Linked DNA regions of Homo sapiens: region 1 is linked to region 2. Evidence: chromatin contacts called from ENCODE Hi-C data. All regions are on one chromosome and are shown on one strand. The core of a region is the stretch at or near the end of the contact, and the rest is flanking DNA. Distances in the headings are between cores, read along the strand shown.

The links. Hi-C counts contacts between places; a loop is a spot of excess contacts on that map. Pooled maps may share reads with other maps.
Region 1: a pooled map shows a loop between it and region 2 (2.1-fold over the local background). The contact joins the promoter of USP2 here to the promoter of ABCG4 in region 2. A Hi-C loop is called at or near these places in 2 of 168 maps with a recorded cell type or tissue (Caco-2 and mammary epithelial cell) and 4 of 50 pooled maps.

The regions. Positions count from the first base shown.
Region 1 is chr11:119,380,101-119,384,423 of GRCh38, reverse strand. USP2 (ubiquitin specific peptidase 2) reads left to right here and starts at 2,734. Exons shown (of 13, transcript NM_004205.5): 1 at 2,734-2,951. USP2-AS1 (USP2 antisense RNA 1) reads right to left here and starts at 2,646. Exons shown (of 4, transcript NR_034160.1): 1 at 2,516-2,646. RefSeq lists an enhancer at 2,667-3,656.
Region 2 is chr11:119,147,319-119,151,220 of GRCh38, reverse strand. It overlaps ABCG4 (ATP binding cassette subfamily G member 4), which reads right to left and starts at 2,169. Exons shown (of 15, transcript NM_022169.5): 1 at 1,858-2,169; 2 at 1,018-1,267. The coding sequence starts at 1,255. RefSeq lists a silencer at 1,991-2,070 and an enhancer at 2,728-2,787.

The sequences.
Region 1 (4,323 bases), core at 1,485-3,984, 230 kb before region 2:
TCTCTGACAGTTCCAACTGATCTCAAGCTCATATTGGAGAGCTCCAGAATTAAGTCCTTGCACATCTTTTCTATCTACACTTGCTCCCTTGGTAATTCTTCTCATCTCCTGGCTTTAAATAACTTCCATATGCTGATGACTCTCAATCTTTTATCGCCAGCCCAGACCACACCAAACTTGCATATGCAGCTGCTTTCTTGACATCTCCATTTTGATGCCTAGTAGACATATGTTTTTTGTTTTTTGTTTTGAAACTGTGTCTTGCTCTGTCGCCCAGGCTGGAGTACAGTGGCACCATCTCGGCTCACCGAAACCTCTGCCTCCCAGGTTCAAGCGATTATCCTACCATAGCCTTCCCCTCCTCAGTTAAAGTTCAGGTGAAAAATTCCTCCCTCCTCCCCACACTGCCTAATTCATCAGAAAATCCTGTTAGTCCACATTCAAAATACTTCCAAAATCCACCACTTTGCATCACCTGTCCTGCTACCACACTAACCAGACGCTCACAATGACCTCCTAAATGGTCTCCCGCTTCTGCTCTCTTCAGAGCTGTTCTCTACACAGTAGCAAAAGGTATTTTGTTAAAACAAAAATCAGATCCGTGTCCCTCCTCTGCTCAAAACAAACTTGTCCAACCCACAGTATGCAGGCCACATGTGGCCCAGGATGGCTTTGAATGTGGCCCCACACAAATTCGTAAACTTTCTTAAAACATTATGAGTTTTTTTTAAAGCTCATCAGCTATCTTTAGTGTTAGTGTATTTTATGTGTGGCCCAAAACAATAATTCTTCTTCTACCATAACCCAGGGAAGCCAAAAGATTGGACAACCCTGTTTCAAAACCTTCCAGTAGCTTCATAAAAGCCAAAGTCCTCAGAATGGCCTTGGGGACCTACAGGCTGGGTCCTTCTCTGACCTCTCTGATCGCGTCTCCCACTCTTTCCCTATCTTTCTCTCTCTTCACTCCAGCCACATTGACTTTGTTCTTCCTCGAAAGTGGCAGGTCGCTCCCACCTCAGGACCTTTACTTTTACTCTTCTCTCTGCCTAGAACATTCTTTCCCCACATTTATGTGTAGTTCACGCCTAGCCTCCCTCAGGTCACTTGAATGTTACCTTCTCCGAACGCACCTCCTCCTTGCTTGATGTGCCCCATAGCTCTTAGCATCATCTAACATATTACATATTCTACTTATTTAGTCCTGCTTCTACTAGAATGTAAGCTCCCTGAGGGCAGGGATTGTGCCTGTTTTGTTCCCTGCTATATCCCCAGTTTCTAGAAGAGTGACTGGCATGTCCAATATCCATCTGTAAAATGAAGTGATGGAATGAGGGCCCTAAGGAAATATAACATGGTGAAACCCCATCTCTACTAAATACAAAAAATTAGCTGGGGCCGGGTGCAGTGGCTCACACCTGTAATCCCAGCACTTTGGGGGTCTGAGGCTGGTGGATCACCTGAGGTCAGGAGTTCAAGACCAGCCTGACCAACACGGTGAAACCCTGTCTCTACTAAAAATTCAAAAATTAGCCAGGCGTGGTGGTGGGCTCCTGTAATCCCAGCTACTCGGGGGAGGCTGAGGCACAAGAATCACTTGAACCCGGGAGGAGGAGGTTGCAGTGAGCCGAGATTATGCCATTGCACTCCAGCCTGGACAACAGAGCAAGACTCTATAAAAAAAAAATCGGCCTGGCGTGGTGGCGCACGCCTGTAATCCCAGCTACTTGGGAGGCTGAGGCAGAATTGCTTGAACCTGGAGGTTGCAGTGAGCTGAGATCGCGCCATTGCACTCCAGCCTTGGCAACAAGAGCGACGACACTCCGTCTCAAAAAAACAAAAAACAAAAACAAAAACAAAACAAGAGTTGAAATCAAGAAGGGAATCGTGCCTTGGACAAGAACAGGGGTGCCTCTTTCACTGCTCCTGATAAGAATGGATTCAGACATGTTTGTAGGTAGAAATTTAAGAATTCCCCTCTTGATTGCGTCTGATTTCTCTGGGAAATAGAAGAGAAGGAAGGACTTGAGGAGAGTAGCGATGGAGAGAGAGATCTATGGTGAAGATGGGAGGAGTTAACGGCAGCTGCAAGGGTTGATGGAGCAGCTGAAGTTGAAAACCTGGATTCGCCTTGGTACCCAGCTACCTGGTTGTGCGATTTTCCTCATCAACATCGGGGGAGTCGGGAGAAGGTTACATAAAAGGAATGGGAGCAGCAAAAATTCAAGTTTTGTCTCGGCTTTTTCTTGAAAAGACCAAAGAGAATTCTTTCATTGACTCAGTGCCTCCGTTTACCCACTCAGGCATTCATCACTAATCACTGGTCCCATGAAAGTAAAATGAGCGGAGAGTGTCTTTGACAGCAGAGAAAAAGAGAAGAGGCTGAGGAACAGGACCTCCCCCAGCCCAGTGAGAAGGGGAGTGGGGGACGTTTAGCCTTCCCTAAAAACTGAAAGTTGATACGCCCCAGGGCTCAAGTTCCGAGCCTTCTCCCATGACGCCTCTTCTTTCCCAATACCTTCCAGCTGCCCCGTCGTGTGACATTCCAGTCCACCTCTGTTCCTGCTCCACCCGCTCCAAACTCGCGTGCTTTTCCTCCACGTGGTTCTCTGTGTATATCGGTTGCCTGGGTGGCCCCAGCCGGAGGCCGGGCTCTAATGACGCCACAGTAGGAACAAGCCAATAGCCGTGACGCGACTCAGTGACGCGAGACGCGGGGTGTGGCTCTGCCGGCCCAGGCGCGATGAGGCGGCTGCCCGCTGGGTGGCGCCGATTTCCCGGGGAGGTCCCTTCTGGGCCCCCGGCGGAGGTGGGAGAGAGTCAGGCAGGAGCCGAGGCCGGGGAGCCCTCTTCGTCAGCTGGTGCTCACTGCGCCGCGCCAGCGCCAGCCGGGACTCACCCGCAGCTCCATGCTTGTGCCCGGTTCGACTCGTCCATACTCCAAGAAGAGGCAGGTACGTGCCACCTGTCGGGGATCCGGGAGGGGGGATTCGGGGATCAGTGCCGGTTTGGAGCTCAGAAAGTAAGGTGTCCACGACATTCTGGGCAGAGTGGACACTAGAAATATAGGGAGAGAGCCGGCTGTGCAGGGACGCTCCAGCTGTGTCTGCCAGTTGTGTGAGGGCTGCCTGCTGACAGCCCAGGGTGCCAGGAAGAGCCAACTGTGTGCTGATCAGTGTATTCTAAGGAAATGCTGCTTTGGCGGGTCCTCCTCGCTGTGCCCCGTGTATATCGGTGGTATGTGGCCTGAGCGACACTGACAAACCCCCTCCCCACGTGTGCGTGCAGCTCACTCGCTGCTCTTAAAGCTCCCCGGTCAGTTTGCTAAAGGGGGTTAGGGGCGGGGGTTGGGCAACAATTAAGCGGAAGGGGAGATTTTCCACCAATCCCAAACCAGAAAGAGGCAGCTTTGAAATTCTCACCAGTCCCAAACCAGAAGCAGGCACGCGGTGCTCCGGAGAGAGCAACTTCTCAACAGTCAAGGGAAGCCCTAGCCAACCCATTCTAGCCCTTCCCTGAAGAGTGAACATCCTACCTCCTGACCTGGCTGCCTTTAGAATGGGACTGAGCTGGAGGTAGTGGTAGGGGCTGCTCACCTCCCCTGGAATGGGCATGAGAACATCCCCCAGATGGACCCCCGTAAAGCAGAGGAAAGGAGAGCTGATTGGGCTAAGGTCGAGGCAGGCCCCCTCCTTTGATGCTGTAGATGCATGTCAGACTGGAGTCAGAATGAGGACTGGAATGAGGGCGTCCTCTGAAGTGCATCATTAGGACCTGGGCTGAGTCAGTAGCCTGTGCTAAGACAGGGTGGAGGCACCAGGCTGGGTACTCCCAGTCCTCGGGGAGAGCCATCGAGAAACGTCCTGGGAGCAGACAAGTGCACCAAGGCCAGAGAGGCTAAGAACCCCGTTCCTTCCTCTTGTGACCCTGCCCAGCCCGGCTCTGTGGCCCTGGAATCCTGAGCCCTCCCACAGGTAGAGTGGAACCACCCCAGAGGGGCCAAGCATTCTCCTGGTGGCCTGGGGGAAGCTGCACTTGCCGTATTTTTCTAGGCAAAGGGGGAAGGAGCCCAGATGGGCTTGGCCTTTCTCTGCTTGGTGGACTGGACGTCTAGGAAGATGGCAAGCCTTGTTTGCCCTTCCCAGTTATGGGACATGGTCAGTTCAGAAAACCAAGGGACTGTTCTCTGGCATTAGAAAGGCACACTTCCGGCCGGGAGCAGTGGCTCAAAGTGCAGTAATCCCAGCACTTTGGGAGGCCAAGGCGGGCGGATCACAAGGTCAGGAAATCGAGACCATCCTGGCTAACACGGTGAAACCCCATCTC
Region 2 (3,902 bases), core at 920-3,419:
GGCTAAAGAAATAACAACTGCCTCATGATTTTGCCCAGAGCTGGTCTCAGGACCGAAAGAGGTTGCTTAGGGACAGGGCCCACTGGGCAGGAAGCCCAGATGCCTCAGTTTCCATTGGTTCAGCCATGTGACCTTTTGGTCACTCATGGGAGTGAGGGTTTGGAGAGTGCAGAGGCAGATCATGCTCAGCCCTGCTCTGAAGCACCCCAAACCTATTTGTTGAACCTCAGAGAACAATGTCCCAGCCCCACCCCTGGCCCACACCCAGGCTCTGGGAAACAGCCTCAGCTTCCCTACTAGCAGCTAAAGCTGCTCAGGGTAGGGGCTGCAGGGGCTAGTCAGGGTTCAGGGGAACCTGTCCTCATGGGCGGGAAGAGGGAAGTGATGGGACTGCTGTACAGGGAAGAGAGAGAAAGGAACAATGCATGGAGAGCTGGGAAACCGGGCTTCTGGTCTCAGCTCTACCACTTACTAGCTGTGTGACATTGGTCAAGTTACTCAACTTCCCTGGGCCTCAGTTTCCTTATTAGTAACATGGAGATGACATCTATCCTGCCAAACCGCCACCCTCCCTGCTTCTGAGCACTGTGGTAAGAATGGAATAAGATGACAGGAATGAGAACGTCTTTATAATTAGGTCCAAGGGTATTGCTCAACCCTGCAGACACAGCCCCCTACTTTTTCATACCAGCCCTCACAGGTAGGAATCCTCCATAAACAAAAGAAGGAAAACTCATCAAGGACCACTCAAGGACCAGAGGTCACGGGATCTCTTTAGAAGATACAGCTTCAATAACCAATTGCACCTAGTATCCCATGGTGCTCACAGGTGTGGGGGAGCGTAGATCCTGACACCCCAAGAGTGCACAGTGAGCAACGGGCTGGGGCCCAGATTTTAGTGTTTCCACAGAGCCCACTGGTGCAGGACTTTCCGAACATGGGACACCCAGGCCTCATGCTTCTGGAGAGGCAACTCAGAGAGGGCCCACGGACTCCCCCTACCAGGCTGTTCCCTACCCCTTTTGCGCCAGCAGGGCCCCTCCCGCACGGAATAGGACAGCTCCACGAACTCGATGTCCACGGCTGAGCGCTTGGGTAGGTGGGAGAAGCGCTGGGCTTCAGTGATGTGGTTCTCCACCTTCTTCAGGTGCGTGGTCAGCACAGGGGGTTCCGCCCCGTCCTCCAGCGTCACGGCCATGGCCACAGCCCCCGGCCCTAGTCCACAGCCCACGGCCTCCAGCGCCTTCTCCGCCATCACGCCGCCGACCTGCAAGGGGAGGGCCTGCTCAGTTTGGGGCAGACCACCGAGCCCGGCTCAAAGCTCCCTGGCGTTCTAATGCTTCCCCCGCCCCCACTGCCCACCTCCTTCTCGGGGCAGATCCGCGACTGTTAGCCCCGCACTCTGCCCCCGCCCCCCACTCTCCGCACGGAGACGCTCAGTCCCGGGCAGCCCAGCTCCAGCCTGACCCCAGCCCGTCCCCTTGAAGCCCTCAATCGCTCCTTCCTCCCGGCGGCTTCTCTAATCTCCTTACCCCGCAGGCCAGCAGCCCCTGGGGACTGAAGGAATAGGGGGCGGGGGAGAAGAGGCAGCCGGCAGAGGCTGCCCGCTCTAGGAGGTCGGGGTAGCAGGGTGAGTGCAGGGCGGACCAGGGGAAGGCGGAGAGGAGGAGGCTTCAGGCCTCCGGCTGCGTCCCACTCCCCATCCCTTGGCGCGACGCCCAGGCCGGCCCCTCCCGCCGGCACCCCCGGGCCCGCGTGCCCCGGGCTGTCCCCAAAGCCAGGCGCACCACCCGGACTCAAAACTAAGCGCCCCACGGCAGCTCAAGCCCCCGCCCCATCTCCCGCATGCCTAGTCACCTTGACGCGCCCCCGGGCCGGTGCGGGGCCGGGATGCTCAGCGCTGCCACGGACCGGGGACGGAGAGCCGGGGCTCCCCTTACCTGCCTCGGGCTGCGGCACCCGCGTCCCGGCTCCCGGTCCCGGCGGCCCGGGCCGGGGCGGGGCCGGGGCGGGGCAGGCGAGGCAGGAGGGCCGGCCCTCGGCTCGGAGGAGACGGCAAGGATGGTGAGAGGCGGTTGGGGTCGCGCCCTGACTCTGCTGGGCTGTGCACACCCGCTTCCCAGAGCCTGGTCCCGGACGCTGTGTCCTCCGAGCCCGCGGGGCGACTGCGCTCTCCTACCAGCTACTGCTCGCCGGTCCCGCCGTTCTTAAAGGGCCCGCGCCGCCCGGCAGCCCGCGGGGGGCGAGGACGGCAAAGGAGAGAGCAGCGCTTGCGGCGCGGGGGCCGGAGGAGGTGCAGGGGTGAACTCAGGACTGGGGGTTGATGGCAAAGGGCCGACTTGGAGGCAGTGAGGAAAGGAGAGCTGGAGTCACTCCGTGGGGACAAGTCCCTGGAAGACAGATTAGGCAAGGGTGTTGGGGGTGGGGGAAAGTGGAGGGATTGTAAAGGTGTCAGTCTGTCTTCACACACGATACCAGTCCCCCAACAATTTCCCTCAGTTCCAGCCCATGAATGAGCGCAGGCCTCCCTCCAGGAATCCCCAAACGAGGTGCAAAGGCTTTCAAAAACGCAGGAGCCTTGGGACATTGGAACATCCTCCTGTCTCCCCATTCACACTTTCTCTGAGTTAGGACACTAATAAAGAAGGGAAAATGGCAGCAGCTTTGGGAGAGCCTGCAGTAGCTCCAGAGTTAAACTGGAACCCAGTGCTCAGCCTGCTCCGACTGTAGTCACCTAGCCAGATACAGGCCTTCAAGACAGGCACATGCCATATCCTGGAGGGACCTGTGTGCCAGGGCATGCACAGGGCTCGCAGACATGCCCTGGGCATCTCATGCACCTGCACATTCTCTCCCTTGCCCCCAAAGCCTTCAAATGTAGGTCCCCAGAACACACTTGGGGCTTTCCCCTGCTCTGCCCCTTTCTCAGCCAATTCCTCTTGGCCCTTGCCTGTCCCAGCCACTATGTCTTCAAGGGGTAAGTAGGTTAGCTAGCCAAGACACGTGATCTGAGCTTTTAAGTTCCCACCTGTCACACAGCAGAGACGATGGGGAGGGAAGGCTCTGAGGCTGCTGGTGTGACTGCCACCGCTGAGGCTTCTCCTTACTGCAGCAGTTGAGGGTTACTAGCAGTCAAACCTCTCCCCTGCTGGCCCCCCTCCCAACCACCTCTCCACAGCCCTAAAAGCTGGCGATCCCTGGAGGATTTCTCTAGGCCCCGCCCTGTTACTCTGAGGTTTGTGTGGGGTTTGGATCCAGTCTTTCCTATCTTCCCCCAACTCCATGCCCCACATCACCACCATTCCTCAGGACCAACCTCCTGTTCTCCAGATGGACCCTCCATTCTCCAAGTCAACTTCTCATCAGCTACTATAGACCTCCCCATCCCCCAACAGTTGCATTTATTAACTACTTTGTACCAGGCATTATGTTATTTAATCTTCACAATATCCCTATGCGACAGGTTTTACAACCCCCCTTTAGAGATGAAAAACTGAGGCATAGGGAGGTTAAGCAATAGTTGGTGGCAAAGCAGGGCTTGAATCCCAAAGTCCCTGATTTTACCCTGCTAATTGGGCCTCTCAGAACCTTATTCCCAAATGGACTGTCTCCCTCTATTTTCTAGACAGGCTCTTCATCCTCCTGAGATAACCTCCATGTCTTAATGCCACCCAGCTTTATTCTTTGGCACACAACTTTCTTTCTTTCTTTCTTTCTTTCTTTCTTTCTTTCTTTCTTTCTTTCTTTCTTTCTTTCCTTTCTTTCTTTCTCTTTCTTTCTTTCTCTCTCTCTCTTTCTCTCTTTCTTTGCTTCTTTCTTTCTTTCTGATATAGTCTCGTTCTGTCACCCAGGCTGGAGAGCAGTGGTGAGATCTCAGCTCACTGCAGCCTCTGCCTCCCAGG